3 separate regions of the Homo sapiens genome follow, and all the other regions are linked to region 1. The links are chromatin loops, found by intact Hi-C in ENCODE. Cell type or tissue: endothelial cell of umbilical vein. All regions are shown on one strand. Each heading gives the region's core, and the rest is flanking DNA. Links, peaks and the distances in the headings are about the cores only.

What was found. Hi-C counts contacts between places; a loop is a spot of excess contacts. Peaks named below come from ENCODE experiments on the same cell type or tissue, not always from the same donor. Only the 100,000 strongest peaks of a DNase experiment are listed, where the experiment ranks them.
Region 2: a loop joins it to region 1, with 2.5 times the contacts of the local background. A loop is called at or near these places in 3 of 110 quality-filtered maps.
Region 3: it touches region 1 in a loop (2.3-fold over the local background); 5 of 110 quality-filtered maps call a loop at or near these places.

The regions. Positions count from the first base shown.
Region 1 is chr1:219,322,096-219,327,772 of GRCh38, reverse strand. It overlaps a transcript of LYPLAL1 not described here. Among named protein-coding and RNA genes, the nearest start is that of LYPLAL1, 150 kb to the right of the region's middle. In endothelial cell of umbilical vein, for the core only: no CTCF peak of the experiment used is centred there; a DNase peak (open chromatin) is centred at 2,642; H3K27ac peaks cover 2,976 bases.
Region 2 is chr1:219,186,325-219,192,001 of GRCh38, reverse strand. The region is part of intron 2 of LYPLAL1 (lysophospholipase like 1); the gene reads right to left. Among named protein-coding and RNA genes, the nearest start is that of LYPLAL1, 15 kb to the right of the region's middle. In endothelial cell of umbilical vein, for the core only: no CTCF peak of the experiment used is centred there; DNase peaks (open chromatin) are centred at 2,811 and 3,411; H3K27ac peaks cover 2,005 bases.
Region 3 is chr1:219,201,880-219,207,556 of GRCh38, reverse strand. All of the region lies in intron 3 of LYPLAL1 (lysophospholipase like 1), which reads right to left. Among named protein-coding and RNA genes, the nearest start is that of LYPLAL1, 31 kb to the right of the region's middle. In endothelial cell of umbilical vein, for the core only: a CTCF peak has its summit at 2,759 (motif pointing left); no DNase peak of the experiment used is centred there.

The sequences.
Region 1 (5,677 bases), core at 365-5,364:
ATCTCAAGAGACGTATTTACTACTAAGAGAATAGTATGGGGAAAACTGACCCCATTATTCAATTACCTCCCATGTGGGAATTGTGGGAGCTACAGTTCAAGATGAGATTTCAGTGGGGACACAGCCAAACTATATCACACTATTCCTAGGGAATGATTATAGGGATCATCAACAACAGAATAGTTTCTTTGTTTGGTCCATTTGTCACACTAAGTCAAATAAAATTGCTGATCAGATGAAATCCACTGCCACTACCTCTCGTTCCCCTCCAAGCACCCAGTATCCCATTACTGCCTCCTGATGTTCTGAGCTGCTCCCCCATCTTCATGTGCTTCATTTCTTCAGGACCTCAATTGCCTCGCCATTTCAAATTCTTCTTGTCTTCATTTGCCTAGTCAGTGTTCTTCAACTCACTCTCAGCCTTGCAGACTGCTTGGGCCAGTAGAATACATGAGCAATTAAAGCGAGTTGTGCTGCACCCTCTAACAGCTGGGGGTGGCTAAAGCTTTTCTGCAGCTCTCCACCATAACCCCATTCCACCCAGCCCTGAGGAGGAGAAGCAGTGATGTTGGTGAAGTCAAGGCTGGCTAATGGAGAGCACATCAGTAGAAGGTGTACGATTATGGAAAACTCCTCTGCCTCCTGCTGTTTTTTTGTTTGTTTGTTTTTGTTTTTTGAGACGGGGTCTAGCTCTGTCATGAGGTGGTGTGCAGTGGTGCTATCTTGGCTCACTGCCATCTCCGCCTAATGGGTTCAAGCGATTCCCCCGCCTCAGCCTCCTGAGTAGTTGGGATTACAGGCGTGAGCCACTGCGCCCGGCCCCTGCTGTTGTTTACTGTGCTTTCTTTGCTGGCGACTTCTCAGCATTTTTCTCTTTGGGCTTTGGTTCTCCTTTTACATATTCTGTGCAGATTGTCTATTTTCTTCTTTTTCTTCCCCATAGGCTGATGCAATCCCATGCCGCAACCTGTTTGGTATCCAGAGGAAAACAGACATGGAATGAGAGGCTTAGGGGGAGCAAGAGACACTTTTTCCCCTTGACACTTTTTAAAAGGCTCCTCTTTCTTTAGCTTCTCACTGTCAAATTGATAAGACTTCAGGATTTAAGTTACTAGGGTCCACACTACAGGAAAGGCGCCAAGGAGGCTACTTAATCTAATTTGAATCAAATAGGTAGAAGGAATTTTCTTGTTGATACGGGGCCTTAGGCCACTACCCCGAGTCAAGAATCCCAGAAGGGAATTGGGGATCATGTCCTATATAGTAATAACCTCCACTGGAATTATAATAGACAACAGATACAGAATGAAGATTCAGGGTCCCAGCCATCTTTCCACCTCCTTCCTGGAGGCACAAACTAATATGACATTAAGCCCTGCCAGTATTGCAATTTTCATTCTAACCTTAAGAAAATTCTTGTGGCTGTTTAGAGACCTTTTCATTCAATGCCCCCCCACCCCCCAACCCCCCACCCACCAAAAACAAAAAACCCTCACGAACTAACAAAATGGAAATTTCAGGTTAGTAGGATCAAGATTTGGGAGTCAAAAAGCCTTTAAGGCTGGGCGTGGTGGCTCACCCCTGTAATCCCAATATTTTGAGAGGCCGAGGCAGGCGGGTCACCTGAGGTCAGGAGTTTGAGACCAGCCTGGCTAACATGGTGAAACCCCGCCTCTACTATAAATACAAAAATTAGCAGGGCATAGTGGTGGGTGCCTGTAATCCCAGCTACTCGGGAGGCTGAGGCAGGGAGAATCACTTGAACCCAGGAGGTGGAGGTTGTAGTAAGCTGAGATGAAAATCCTTTAAACCTCCCAAATTGCATCATTTAGGTGATTCCTACTTTACCTACAAATAACACCAATCCTGGATGGACATACCTTTAGGATTGTGTCATTTCTTATATTTCCCCCAAATTCTATAATCCCAAACTTCTTACAGGATTGGTCAGAAGATATGGAAACAATCACCAATGAGAGCCAACACCTCTGCTAAAACTGAGTGGATTAACAATATGTGCTAAGTGGGCTGAGGACATGACTGATTTAATTCACTCAATTAAATCAGAATTCATTCTGTTTCTCACAGGGGAAGGTGAGGTGAGAAGTGAAGTGATGAAGGAAAAAATATGTATGTGGGTGCTTAATTGACTTGTACTCATTTACAAGCTACAACCCATTGTCTTTATTCTTTTCATATGTTTTGAAACTCTTAGAAATTCTCAGAGGAACAAAGTCATATAAGTGTAAAACCATGATGATAGAGTATTGCTATTTCCCACTACTATTAAGTCTACTATAGTGGTCTTCATGAGTCAAGAAAGGGACGGTGCCATTTTTCTTTGCATGGAAATTTTCAAAACATCAGGGAAGGGGTGGTTTAGACAATGTCTCAAAATTTCTTTTTCAGGAGCTACGACTTAACAATGTTGTAGCGAAGGGGAAAGAAGAAGGGGTGGGTATAGGGAGTGAGTGAATCTATATGACAAATCTTGTAGTACAAGTGTTTGTGGTTAACTGAGAAACGCATTATGAGTCAAGCCTTTGGAAAGAGGTGAGTAATTAAAGACAAATGCTATGACATAATCATTTACACGCAGCAGAAAGATTTTAGATTAAATCTGGCCTGACCCACTGCTCGGCAAGTGTTATCATGGATTCTTGAGAGGTATTCATTTATTTACTTTCTAATTTGGCCCATATGTTTTTTTGAAAACAAAGAAGTTTATATTTCCCATAGGAACTAGCCTCAGTCTAGTGATGGTTAAGAAGGTTGGTGTATTTGGGAACACACAGATCTCCTGTGTGCACCATCAAACCCAATGAACAGCATGTCAGCTTGAAAACACCTTATTTGAAAAAAGCCAAGGAGCTTTGCTATAGCACTTTTACTGGAATACATTCTGTATTTAAGGCGGTTACTCTATGCACATTTAGATGACTCAGTGAAACATCAGTTAGAGCAATAACTTGCCACAATAACAAAAATCATATGTACTGACTTTTACTTTGCAACTCTTCAACCTGACCTCAACACACACTCACCAACACACACATACACACACACTATTTGGCTTCATCCTGTATTTCACTCACCATCCATGTCAATCTGATGTCAAGAAACCAGTTTTTGAAGCAAGAGGCAGATTTAGCCTTCTTCCTTCCTTAATCCTAACACTATAATACAAAACATGCTATGTAACTCCAGGAGATGGCTTCATGGTTATCCAATTCCTATTAAATTTTAGCTGCTGCCTTTATTAAATGCAGGAAACACGAGTGCAGAGGGGGAAGGGATAAGAGAGAGGGGCCGAGTCACTACCTTTTGTTCTTTATATTTGGATAGATGTGGAATTGTTAAGGTCAGGCTTTCTGCAGAGTGAAAGGATAGTAAGTACTGTTTGCAGAGCTGACCCAGTTCCTCCAGGCATTTCAGAACATTCTATGAAGGAGCTATACACTCGTCTTTGGAGAAAAGGAGAACTCGTGGTCACACTTATCCCTCCAAAAAGAATGAAGCTTAAAATTCAGGGCCTTTAACCCATAAGTTACAGAGTGAGAATTAAGAATCAGAAACTGGCATCTAGTTTCTTTTCAGGATAATTCTTTCCTAGTAACAACCATCTGGTCACATTCTGTTTTCTTGTAGGGTAAAGAATAAATGCACACTGCAGGAAAAAGGGGCCTTACAGTGGGTAAGAAAGAACCACCATTTGGGAACAGTACCAGAGAGAAACGCACATTTAGACTGGGTAGTGAAGAGAGCATCGGCTTACTAGTCAGTTACCATGTTCCTGGGAGCTTTGATGATCTGCCAAAACATGACAGATGTTCAGAAAGGTAAGGAGACTCAAGTCACTGCCTTTTAATTATTACTATATGGGTGGTTATGGGTGTGTGTTTTAGTATATATGCATGTGTGTGTATATTTCTTTCTCAGTGTTGATAGTATATTTCCATAAATATTGTTATACTGGGGAGATTAAAGCAACTGCAGGAATCCACTGTACTTTTTTCTAAGGTTTTTATTATTGTTTTTGCCTTTGCCCTCTTCCCTTCTAAACTGCCTCGGTTATTATTCAGGCTTATACTATACATTGTTGAACAAATGCCAGCTCTATGGAAACCACAGTTCTCCCTGTCCATGGGTCACTTTGGTACATGTTTCATTTGGAGCAGCCGTAACAGAGCCCAGCTTCAAAGGAGAGAGCTCACAACAGACGTGGGCAGGAATTTCATTATGCCACATGTGACAGGCAGGCTGCTCTGCCCATTTCAGCAATCAACAACCTTGTGGGGCACAGACAGATGAGAAGGGATACCCTACTGCTTCCCTATTTGGCTCAGCCCCTTCCTCCCTAACCTCTTTCAAACTCACCTAATGAAGGCCACATAATGAGACTTCCCTGAGAAACCAGGACTATTGACAGGAAGTCTTTACAAGGGTCTGAATCCACCCACCTCTCATTTTTCTTCCTCTTCATGAGGTCTTTTTTTCCTAGTTCATGTTAGTTTATATTTTCAGTATACTTTCAATTCCATAACTGACCTAACCTTTCCATGTGGTTGCACCTGCAGCTTTTGAAATGTGCATATGGTGACTTTTCCCCAAATGTCGCTGCATCTCAGGGAAGGGCAATTAGTTCCCATGGTTGTCCCGCTGTTTATACATTTAACAGTTCAGTTAGGTCTTGAATTGTTTAGCTAAATAGTTGTGCTTGCTTATAGAAATTAATGAACAAAACAAGGACTGGATTTCACAAGTATCTTTGAACTTCAAGTCTTGCATTTCACACCAGGAAGCCAATTTCCCACAGAACTTTCCTATTTCAACATGTAGAAACAAAGGGAAAAGCATCGCTTAAACAAACTGGCATTTAGAATCCAGCCTTAAAATCTAAAACTGAAACTAACTTAAGATTTTCTAATTTCCCTTTACTGCAGTATTTAAGCATTCAATTTTTACTTTGAACACACATTGATGCTCATGAAAGAACAGGAACAACAGAGGACTGAAAAACTGGGACAGAAAATGGGCTAAGTGAGGAAGTGAAAACACATAGGAATCTTAACCCTTCTGATTTCTTTGTTCTTAGCATCGCACAATTTAAGCTCAGAGATGACCTGTGTAAGTTATCACCTTCTTTACTTCTTAGAAGTTTCAAGTAAACAATTTCTCCTTTTTTGTTTGACTTCTGGAAGAATGCCTAAAAGCATTCAAGATATAACAATAGTTCCCAAGAAAGAAAAAATACATTTCATTATTTATATTCTATAAAATATAGAATATGTTTTATATGAGTTATCTGGTTCCAAAATCACTGTGCCTGAGTTTAATGCTTCACTAAATTGTTCGCCTCATTGTCTTCCAGAATGAATTTACTTTTGACTATTATAAACACCATGTTTATCTGTGCAAGCCAGTATATTAATCACACTGCTGCAGCTCCTACATCCCTTTTAATTAGTGTGGATACATTTATCAACTGAGCAAATGAGAGAGCTGAGAGGTTGCGTTTTAGAGTGAGCTTAAATGACAAGTATATTATAGGCAGGTTGTGTAAGCTCTGATTTTTGGGGTTTCCCAGGCAGTGATGATAAACCTGGCCATAATTGTACTGAGGGAAGTTATAAGACATTGAGGAGGTTCTAACAATGAAAACTGAAGTGAAGAATTT
Region 2 (5,677 bases), core at 173-5,172, 140 kb after region 1:
TCAAGGTTATATTTGGAAAGTTTCTCAGAGAAACTAAAAAAAAAACCTGGAAACAAGAAAGTTGAACTGACTAAAATTTAACAAAAATTCATATACGGGGATCTTTTATTTACTCAAATAGAATCATATAAACATTACTTTGTAACACATTTTCTAAAATTTAAATGGATATGATGAATACCTCTGAAAGTCAGTACATAAAAACTTAAATGTTTTCCCTAAGTTTATGCAGATACATAAAATTTTTTAAATATGAGATTATATATATATACATTGTTTAGATGTTTTTCATGTCAATCTTATTCATTTTTTACCCATCTCTACATTCCTCCTCTTCTCTCCAACTCCCTCACACATCTTGTCCTTTACATTCGGTAAACTGTGTAAATGATCTGAAATATATCCTTCAATGTTATTCTTATAAATTAAAATATGCATATTTACAGGCTATTTCTTGGCACACTATTTCTTTTCAAAAATAAAGTAGTCTATCTGATTCTATTATGTGCATCATGCTTTTTTCCTTCAACAATATCTCATGGAAATCCTTTCATCAGTTACAGTTCTAACTTACCCTTTTAATGGCTATATTATATCCTATGATAAGCATATTCTGCAATTTAATCAGCCATTCCCCTAATAATGGGAATTAATTTGGTACCCAGCTTTTAGCCACTAAGAAATATGCTTCATTAAACATATGCATACGTGTTTTTATCTACTGGAACTTTTATTCCTATGGAAAAGAGTCAAGAAACAGGTTGGATTAAAAGGTACAATTTTTGTCTTAATAGATGTCTCAAAGTTGCTTCCATAAAAGTTGTAAAAATTTACCTTTCTACAGGAAAGGTAGGAAAATATCCTTTTGCCCACAGCAGTAATAGCAGTAGGTGCTGACATACATTAAAATGTTACCATTTAAGAGTATCAATTGAAGTTTTAAAACCAACTTTATTGAGGTATAATTTACATATATAAACTATATTGAACTACACACATTTTAGGTGTATAGTTCAATTACTTTTTACAATGCAACCACCATCTCCACAATGATACAGAACATTCCTTTTCCTTGGAAAATTCCATCATGCCCCTTCACGAGCAACTCCCGTAACCTTCCCAAGCAACTACTGAGTGAGACTATCAACATTGATTTCTTTTGCCTGTTCTAAAACTCCACATAAGTGGAATTGCTGACTGATGTCATTTGCTATTATTTTTTCCTATTGTCATTTCAATTTTTTTCTTGTTTAAAAGAGTACTTTGTCTATTATTGACAAATATTTGTTGCATATATTTCAGGTATTTTCTTCCAAGTCTATTTTGAATATTGATATTACGTTATTATGTACTTAAGGGTTTTTTTTTTTTTTTTTTTTACTGGACAAAAGACTCTACATTTGATATAATGTCTTTTTAAAAAAAAATTTAAATTTCTGGGTCTCTAGATTTGCTTAAGAAGCTCCTGCCAATCCATACATTTTTTATATATAGTAGCCCAGATTTTCTTTTAAGACTTTTGTTTTCATTTTTACACCTAAGCCTTGAATTTTGGGGGAATTTCATACATGGAGTAACCTAAGGATTCAAATTCATTTTATCCCATATGATAGTCAATTGTGCTTGTGCTATTAAAAGAAGGAGAGAGAAAGGGAGGAAAGGAGGAAGACACCCTTCTCAGCAAACAGTGAAATTTTATCTTTGCCATATATTTTATAGTTCTGCATTATCTAGTCTCTCTAACCCTGATTTCTGTAAGACATATGCTATATATAATGAACTGACTTCCCTCTAATACATCTAGAATGGTGCTCGTTCTATATCATACATGCAGTGGGCGGGGGAACAGTCACTCAAATAATTTTCTATGTCTTGTGATTCAGCTGAAGAGCTTTAGTTGAGAAAGGCTCTATTTTGTTCCACTAATCTCTTTATCTATTAAGTTAGTTTCTATTTAGTATCTATTAAGTTAATTATTAAGTTAGTATATAACGTTAATCATATTATAGTGGTTTTAGAGCATATTTTGAAGTTGTGTAAGGTAAGTTCCCCTCTCCTATCATTACTCTAGTCTGTGTTTTCATACTTGTCCTAGCTATTCTCAGGCATCTATTGTTCTTGATTATCCAATAAATTTATCAAAAAATTTAGTAAACTTGAAACTATTTTCAAATAATTATCCTTAAAAAATCCTTTTGGAATTCTAATTAATATTGCATTATTGTCTGAGAATTACATTTTATGACATAAACCTATGAGGAGGGCAGATTTTTGCAGACTGAGCTTTTCCTTCATTGCTCTTTATCCAGGCTTTCAACTGCTGCAGAAAAGATAAAATCTTGCACCACCTCTATACTAGGACTCCAATAAGCATAAATTATCTCACAACCCCATATGCCTTCTGACCCCAGAAGCTGTGTGGCTCTAGAAAGGTAGATAAATTAGAATCAGAAGGGGAGAGAAGGCAGAAAGCATTCAAACCTTCCTCCTCCCAGAATCCCTTCTCAAAACTAGCTTCTTAACTAGTTTTGAGTTACTCATTTTCATTACTCTGAAAATGAGAGTAGGTGCTTTCCAAATAGTCATTGTCAGACAAAATGAAACCTCAAATTGTAGTCAAACTGTCACTAAAATCACAGTGAAGTTCTAAATCAAAATATCAAAAATACAACACTCACTTTAAAATTCAAATGAGCCTATTACCCTTCTGAATTGTTCTACTTCCCTTTTCATTTTACTCTGCTATTTCTGTGTTTATTTGTCTGTCTAAATACTTAAATAAGGATGATATCATAGGCTAAAATGTGAATCATTCTGGGAACTCAGCCATTAATGGAAAAAAGTGGCATTCACTTAACTTTTTTCTTTGACAATGCCTTAATTAGAGATAGATGCTCAGCAGAAGTAGAATCCCAATGTAAGTATGTTACTAATGTGGTAGCTAAGAAAATTAAAATTCTGTTCAAATGGAGTAATTGAGAAAATTTAACGAGACAAAAATAATTTAGAACTTTCTTGCTAAGAAAGCATAAACAAGAATGTATAAATCTCCTAAAATGTTAGAATAACATTTAAATAAAATATAAAAGTTTGTTTTTTAAACAGCTAAAAACTATCACATATGTTATACTCATTCACCTTCTTCCTCAAATAAATCACTTTATTAGCTGGTATAAAACTCCTCAGACATTACCACAATAAATAAATATGTTTGGCAAAGAACATCTGTGTGGTTCCTAAGTTAATCAATCAACCAACCCATTACACATTGGTAAAATATTAAGCTAGAATAAAATGTCCAAGGTTAAAAAAAAAAAAAAGTTGACATTCAGCTTGATACCAAGTTGTTTTTGATCTGTGTTGCCTTAAAGTCATAAAATCGAAAGTTCATTCATAACCTTTAAGTTAACAAATTGGCACCAGTCTTCCTCTTTATCCTCATTTCATACCACTTCTCTCTCCCACCCTTCACTAGGTTCCAGTCACATTTGTCACTTCCTTTTCTTCAAATAGTACGAGCTTATTATTAGTTGAGTGGCTTTGCATCTGATATCCCCACTACTTAGAGGGCTCTTTGCAACATTTCTGCATGGTGGGCTCCGACTGTTCATTTAGGTCTCAGCTCAAGTGTCACCTTCTCAGGGGAGCTTCTTTGACTCTCCAACTGAAAGTATACCTCCCTTTTACCCTGCAACACACACATATACTCTCTATCCCCAGTCTTAATACCATTTATCACTATTTGAAATTATTACATTTAATTTCCCTTTTATTTTCTGTCTCTACATGAGCTCATTGAGAGCAGGGACTTCATTCTTTCCACAGATACATACCCAGTGCTAAGAACAAAGCCTGACATAGAATAGATGCTAAATATTTGCTGAATAAATTTCAGTAATCATTTGTGCCACTTGGGAATAATTTGTGCCAGCCAGAAATAACAATGTCTAAAATTATTTTATTTTTGCTCCAAATATATTTTGACTTTAACTCTTATAAAATCTACACTGTGATTTGTAGAAAACAGTCCATTTTTGTTTCTTTTTTAAAAAATCATATCTAAGAAAACTTTTCCATACTAGTACCTATTTAAACATACCTAATACTTACCAAAGAAGTACATTATTTCTTCAAAATAGCTGTTTTTAGTAGGGTTCCTTACTAGCATACTTGTAGTACAGATATACTGTTATCAGGAGAGGGCTCTCCTACTATCATGCTTCAGATAGGAATTCTAAGTGATGGAGTAAAGAGGAATTCATGGTTTACTATGCCTAAATAAAAAGTGCCTAGTTTATTTTAGAATACATATTTACTGAAAAATACAAACATGGACTTTGTGTGGAAAAACAGTGAATCTAAAAGTATAGGCACTATGCAAATCTTATTACTTTTAGAATTTTTTAAAACACCAAAAGAAACTATATTATCATATAAATCATAAATGGCTTGTTAAAAATTATTTTTAAATGGAAATTCTAATAATAAACACAAACTAAGAAAATCTCTAATTGTAAATATAGCTAAAGCATGTTATAGAAATAAAAATCTTTATTGGGCACTTCATTTAAAGAGTCCAAATTACCACAGTGAAAAAAAAAAGCAGTATTTTCCATCTAAATCAACACAGCAAACTAATTGCTGACTTTTACTGACTATGCCCCTACCTTAGCTGATTTAAAACATCTATTAAATACAGTTGAGGAAAAGGGATACCTTATAATCAAAATGGTAATTCACAATTTAATCAAAACACACTTATATGCTGTAATAGACCACAACTGAGTATATACAATAAACTATTGTTCTCCTCTTAAGCTGTTTAAAATATGGTTGACTGTTGAAAACAAAAATTATAACCTTGTTTGATACAGTTTTCAATGTATGCAGACAAAATACATATGAAAACTATAACATACACAAGATGGGGATAAAGGGACCTATATAGTTACAAGGAAAAAAAAAACAACAAAGAACTCTAAGTAGGTAAAAAAGCTTTGCTATGTATATCATAATCCCTATGGCAATCAGAAAAAAAATAAAGTAAAATGGTGTATTAAAAAACGAATAATTCAATAGAAAGTGTGAAAGGGAAACAGAGGAATGAAAAGCAGTAGACCTAAATTCAAGCATATTAATTGTTACATTAAATGTAAATTGCTTAAACAAATCACTTAGAAGACAAATTATCAGTTTGGTTAAAGATGAAAACAAAGCCCAACTACGTGTTGTCTATAAGAAATCCACTTTAAATACAATGATATAGGTAGGTTAAAAGCAAAAGAATGGAAAAAGACATACCATACAGCTCTAATCAAAAGAAAGTAAAAGGATGAAAAATGAAGTGCCATGTAAACAATAAGCATAGGGAAGCTGAGATATACTATATTTTTATTAAACACAGTACACTTCAGAGTATTACCACAAATTAAAAAGGAACATTTTATAGATAAAAGTAGCCATAAAAAAGACAATATTACTACATGAATATGCACCTAATAATATAGCCTAAAAATACATAAAGAGAAAACTGACAGAACTAAAGGGAGAAACAGACCAATCTACAATCATAGCTAGAGATTTTAATACCCATCCCTTGGCAACTAATAGAACAACTTAGAAAAATAATCACTAAGCATATACAGAATTTGTGTAATGCTTTCAAATACCTTGAACC
Region 3 (5,677 bases), core at 583-5,582, 120 kb after region 1:
GTAACTCAGTAACAATATCTCTGCAAGGAGACAAATTTATCATCAGAAAATGTAGGTTTTTGGTGATTTAATTTGATATAAAAGTAAAGCTTAAAAAAACCTACAAAATCTAGGAATGAATGATTAGTGTGCTCCAAGCCCATCATTCCTAATCTGACCTCTTAAAAATAAAGATTTTAGACCCAATCCCAGACCCACTAACAAAATCTCACTGCATATGTCTAATTTTTAAAAGCTCTTATGCCATAAATCAGATGTCTGAGAATCACAGCTGTGTGGCAAATAATTCAAAATTAAGTAAAATGGGTAAAAACAAAAAGTTAAAATATGGTCACCATTTAAAGAAAATCCACACGCGATAGATAACAAGGCTGCAGGAGCAAATTTATTATTTTTTTCTGAGAAATTCAAGAGCCTGAATTATGTGTCTGCCAAATGTAACTAATTAATATTTGAAATATGTTAGTGTGACCAAGGAACCAATTCTATATTTTATTTAACTAAAGAGCAACATGTAGCTAGTGGCTACCATAGTTCTAGACCATCTAAGCTGTACGAATGATTGAAAAAAGCTTCAAAATTTATAAATGAAGCAAAAATAAAATTAGTATTTCATAGATAATTTTGAGGCTAAGATAAAGATCATTAAAAGATAAAATGTAAATAAAAGATTAGTAGGCAAAAACTTACATTAAAAAGAGATTTTAAAAGCATAACTATCAAGAAAATTTTACATATGAAGTGACAAACACTTCATTTTTGTTGACCAGGGAATGTAATCACTTTATGTAGTTTCAGAGACTTTTGATGGTAACAACTTAAAAAAAAAAAAAGAGAGAAAGAAAACATTTACCCGCACATAAAATGTCATTATGAATACACATAAATGCATCCTGCAGACATTTAACTTCATGTTTAATTCTCTTAAGTTACAATGAAGAAAAATATACTCATTGAAATATTATTATTTTAAGATTTAATCTAAGTCCCTTTCCCATTTATGATTTTGTGAGGTAATCTGCAACTCCTCACTAGCCGTCTTTGACAATACAATGACCTTTAGCATAGGACACTACTGTGAAAAGGGACTTTGTGTATTTTTTCCTAACAGAAGAAAATTTAACACAAAGAACTAGTTATTTGAATTCAATTTTCCACCTAAGAGTCTAAAAAATGATATAAAATCTACTGTTCAATAAGTAAATACGAAAATAGTAAATCCATTGTAGGTAATGGTTATAACGGGTATTTACGGTTGCTGGCAAAGTATTTAAAATGTCAAGAGTTAACATTTCAACATACACTTAAGATTAACAAGCTGAATAAAACATGTTAAAAAATAATAAACCTGGCTTTATGAACTCTTTATATAAAATAAAACAGAAACAATCTATAAAAAGACTATATTAGGAACATTAAGATAATCAATCTGAAAGTAAAATCCTTAAAAAAATCCACTTAAAGTGTGCTATCAACTGAAAAGAACTTTAAACATGCAATAAAGTCCATTACCATTCTAAATTTCAACACCTCTTCCATTTAACTGGTATACTATTATAATTATTCTTCAGATTTGGGAATACAGAAATTATGACTATTACATTTATTTGGATATCTCCTCTCATACAAAACTTGTGGGATAAACAAAATATTTATTTTCCTCTATGGAAAACTGTTAGAACAACAGTCCAGAGCCTTTAAAGTCCTACTAGTTGTTGAAGAAACATAAAATGTTTAATTAAAATACATATATGTTCAAAGAAAGTAGAAGAATGCTATCATTCTGAAGTTTTAGCTCCCAGCTGGGCTATAGAGAAAACGTGTACAAGTTCAGAAAAAGGCAGGCTGGAAATTTTGATGCTAGACTTCATCTTGGGAATTCTAACTATCCCTTCATTTATTTTTATTTTTAATCTTATTGCAAAATTAATATACACCCATTGTACAAAATGTTTCTTGTACAAAAGTTTCTTGTACAAAATTTTACAATATTTTGTACTGTACAGAATTTTGACATGTTCTCTTAAATTTCATTTTTACAGTTAAACTAACTCTACATGTTCAATGTATCTTATTTTTTTCATGTAATACTAATTTGAAAGTCTTTCTACAGAATTACAAAATTTTATAATTATTTTTAATTGAACACATACTTACTGAGTGCTTTTGTTTTTTTTGTTTTTTTTTTTTTTTGAGACGGAGTCTCGCTCTGTCGCCCAGGCCGGACTGCGGACTGCAGTGGCGCAATCTCGGCTCACTGCAAGCTCCGCTTCCCGGGTTCACGCCATTCTCCTGCCTCAGCCTCCCGAGTAGCTGGGACTACAGGCGCCCGCCACCGCGCCCGGCTAATTTTTTGTATTTGTAGTAGAGACGGGGTTTCACCTTGTTAGCCAGGATGGTCTCGATCTCCTGACCTCATGATCCACCCGCCTCGGCCTACTGAGTGCTTTTTATGTGTGTGTGCATGTAGTACTTAATGGTTACATAATACTCAATTCTATTAATAGGCCATCATTCCCTCAACCATTCCTGTCATGATGGATATTTAGATCATCCACGTAAATTACTCCAGTGTAGTTCCAGAAAGACTTGATTCTCTCTGCTTCAAAATTCTGATAATATGCTTATATTATCAAAATTCTGATAAATCTATTCATATCATTTGTCAGGTTCTATACATCCTAGATCTAAGTTAAGCCTAAATTATAACAGTATTCTCTCTTAACAACGAATTATCACCACCTAGTGGCCAATAAAGGAAGGTATTATGGGGACCCGGGTTCTAGTCCCAACTCTGTATTAGCCAGGAACACTTTGAATTTTAGTTTCTTCACCTCTGAAATGAAAATAATTATATCCTACTTTACTTTTACCTACTGCAAGACCCAGGAGATCTAATGTATATAAAAACAACTTCAGAACTTAAAACATTACCTAAATAGAAAACACTGACATGTAATGGCAATTTTAAAACTATCCAGTGCAATATAGATGCCAATTAATTTAAAGCTATCTCTACCATATGTACTTTCTAAGCACAACAATACACAAGGGAAAAATGATATACCTTTCTCCAGTTTCCTGTCTTAGACAGAAACAAACTAGAAGGAAATGAAGAGTTCAAGACAGGCTTTAATAATGATGGAGAATGTACTGACAATAAAATGCTTATATTCTGCACACTGGACACTGTTAATATGTTAATAAAGCCAGAAGAAGGCAGGACAATCTATTATTAATAATTTTCTCAGAATACAGAATTTGAATCCTGGTTCTGTCAATGACTATACTGCCAACTTTCGAAAAGTAATTTAAAAGTCACTATTCTATTGCCTGTTTTCCCTAAGTTTTATCTTAATGTCTGGTAGAATCATATGAAACATAAATATACAAAAATAAATTTTAAAAAATCAACATTTTTCTTATATTCCTAATGTGCAGAGTGAGGATCCATGAATGTCTCCAAGGAACCCCCTTTAACTGAACATCCCCTGTAATGAGCCTTTTGCTGAGTTCTCTCTCTCTTAACAAAGTTTACTATTTTTTCTATTAAGAAAGCAGTGCATATCCATTGCAGAAAGCTTAGAAAACAAAAAATTTTCATAGCTAAACCCCACAGATGATTAAAATTTTAAATGTAGTTTTACTCATCCTGGTATTCCTGAAGTCTTAAAATAGTGTGTCAGTTTAGCACTTCATCATTCTACTAGATCTATTGCATTTGCTTTCTTGCTGTTTTTCTGACCTTCACACTGACTAGTCAGCCCTCCAGAGTTGTCAGCATAATCTTTCTAAAATGCCCATTTGATCACATCATTCACTCCCTGTATATAATTCAATGATACTAGGATTTGGGATGTACACCAAACTATTTCCTGGAAGGATTTAATGTGTCCCTTGCTTTCTTTCATGAACATGTTTCTGTCCTTGTTTACCAGTCACATTCTCAATTATTCTTTAAGACTCAGTTGCCACTTCAACAAAGCAGTTCCCAACTCCCAGAAAGATTTACTTCTCTCCTTGCTGCTTACGCTATACCTTCGACATTGTTCTTCAATAATACCTGTACAGTATTAGAATACTTTACTTCCCTCTCTGCCTTACTAGACTGTAAATTTCTCAGTTTCTTTTATACTCCAGCACATAACATTTTATTGACAATTTGAAAATAAAATTTAGTGAGAAGTATCATTTTTGACCTGTCCAAGCTAGACACACTACCTAGAAAAGGTAGAAGATCACATACTGTAAAAAAAAAAAAAAAGTTTGTAAAACTGAGTTCAACATAACAAAGTACCACTAATCAAATAAAACCGCAAAGAATGGGCTCCTATCTACATCAAATACAGAGAGTAGTTTTGTTTTATAAAGTTACACAAACACAACTACACTCTCAGAGATTGGGTCCCATTAGGACATACTGTCTTACATTAAATCAGAAATCTGAACAGATTATTAAACAAAATAAAAGGTTAACAACTTTTGAACCTATCCCCTTCATATTTCTTTTCCAATCTTACATTTTGCTAGTTTTTCCCATTATAATTCATTTTTAAAAGAAACCTAGCCTGGGCCAGACATGGTGGTTCACAGGTATAATACCAACACTCTGGGAGACTGAAGCAGAAGATCACTTGAGGTCAGGAGTTTGAGACCAGCCTGGGCAACATAGAGAGACTCCATCTCTACATAAAACAAGCAAACAAAAAAAAAAACAGCCAGGCATGGTGGCAAGTGCCTATCATCCTAACAATTCAAGAGGCTGATGCAGGAGGATCACTGAGTCCAGGAGTTTAGGTTGCAGTGAGCTATGATCACGCCACTGCACTTCAGCCTGGGCAACACAGCAAGACCCTGTTTCAAAAAAAAATTACCTAACTTCATTCCTCACTATGGGTTGTGTGTGCTTAATAAAAATTGTTTGGAATCTCAAATGCATTTTTCTTTTATTTCCCACTGAATCCCTCCTTCATTAAAACGTTATGAATAGCACTTAAATCTGACCTAACAACTTAAATGTACCCTAATAGACACTGTACAAAAGTATAAAAGCTAGTAGAAAAATACTAAACAGTAACTCTTGTTTAAATAATCTAGGAGCAATGAAAAAGAAAGAGGGAAGCAGAGCTCATATACCACTGAGGAAAAAGTAAGCAGCTGGTAGGGAAGAAACAACTAAGCTACCTGTAAGTCTCCAAGTGGTACCACTGTTCCAGTGTGGCCTTTTGCTATCCAGGTGACCATAGGATGGGTGGTATGAAGTATGTAATAATGGCAAGAAAACTTTTTCAACATTACATGTCAGACACATTTGTATTTCACATGAACTGACTAGTTCAACTACCACAACTTTAAAAGGTAGATATTATTACCATCATCCAAGACACAGAGAATAAGGAGACTGGACACCTACAAAGTGAGGAATATAGGATTAGAACTCAGCACTCTGAGTCTAGAGCCCAAGTTCTTAACTATGTTATATGATGTCAGCTTAAGGGCATTTGTAATTATGATGTTTCTAACTCAGGGAATACATACATGAGAAGTTCAGCTAGATCACTAAGGTAAACAACAAATACATACGAGAGGTTCAGCTAGATCACTAAGATAAACAACCACCACAACAAAAAACTGCAACAAAAGACTTGAATATTATTTGCTCTATGAATCAATAACT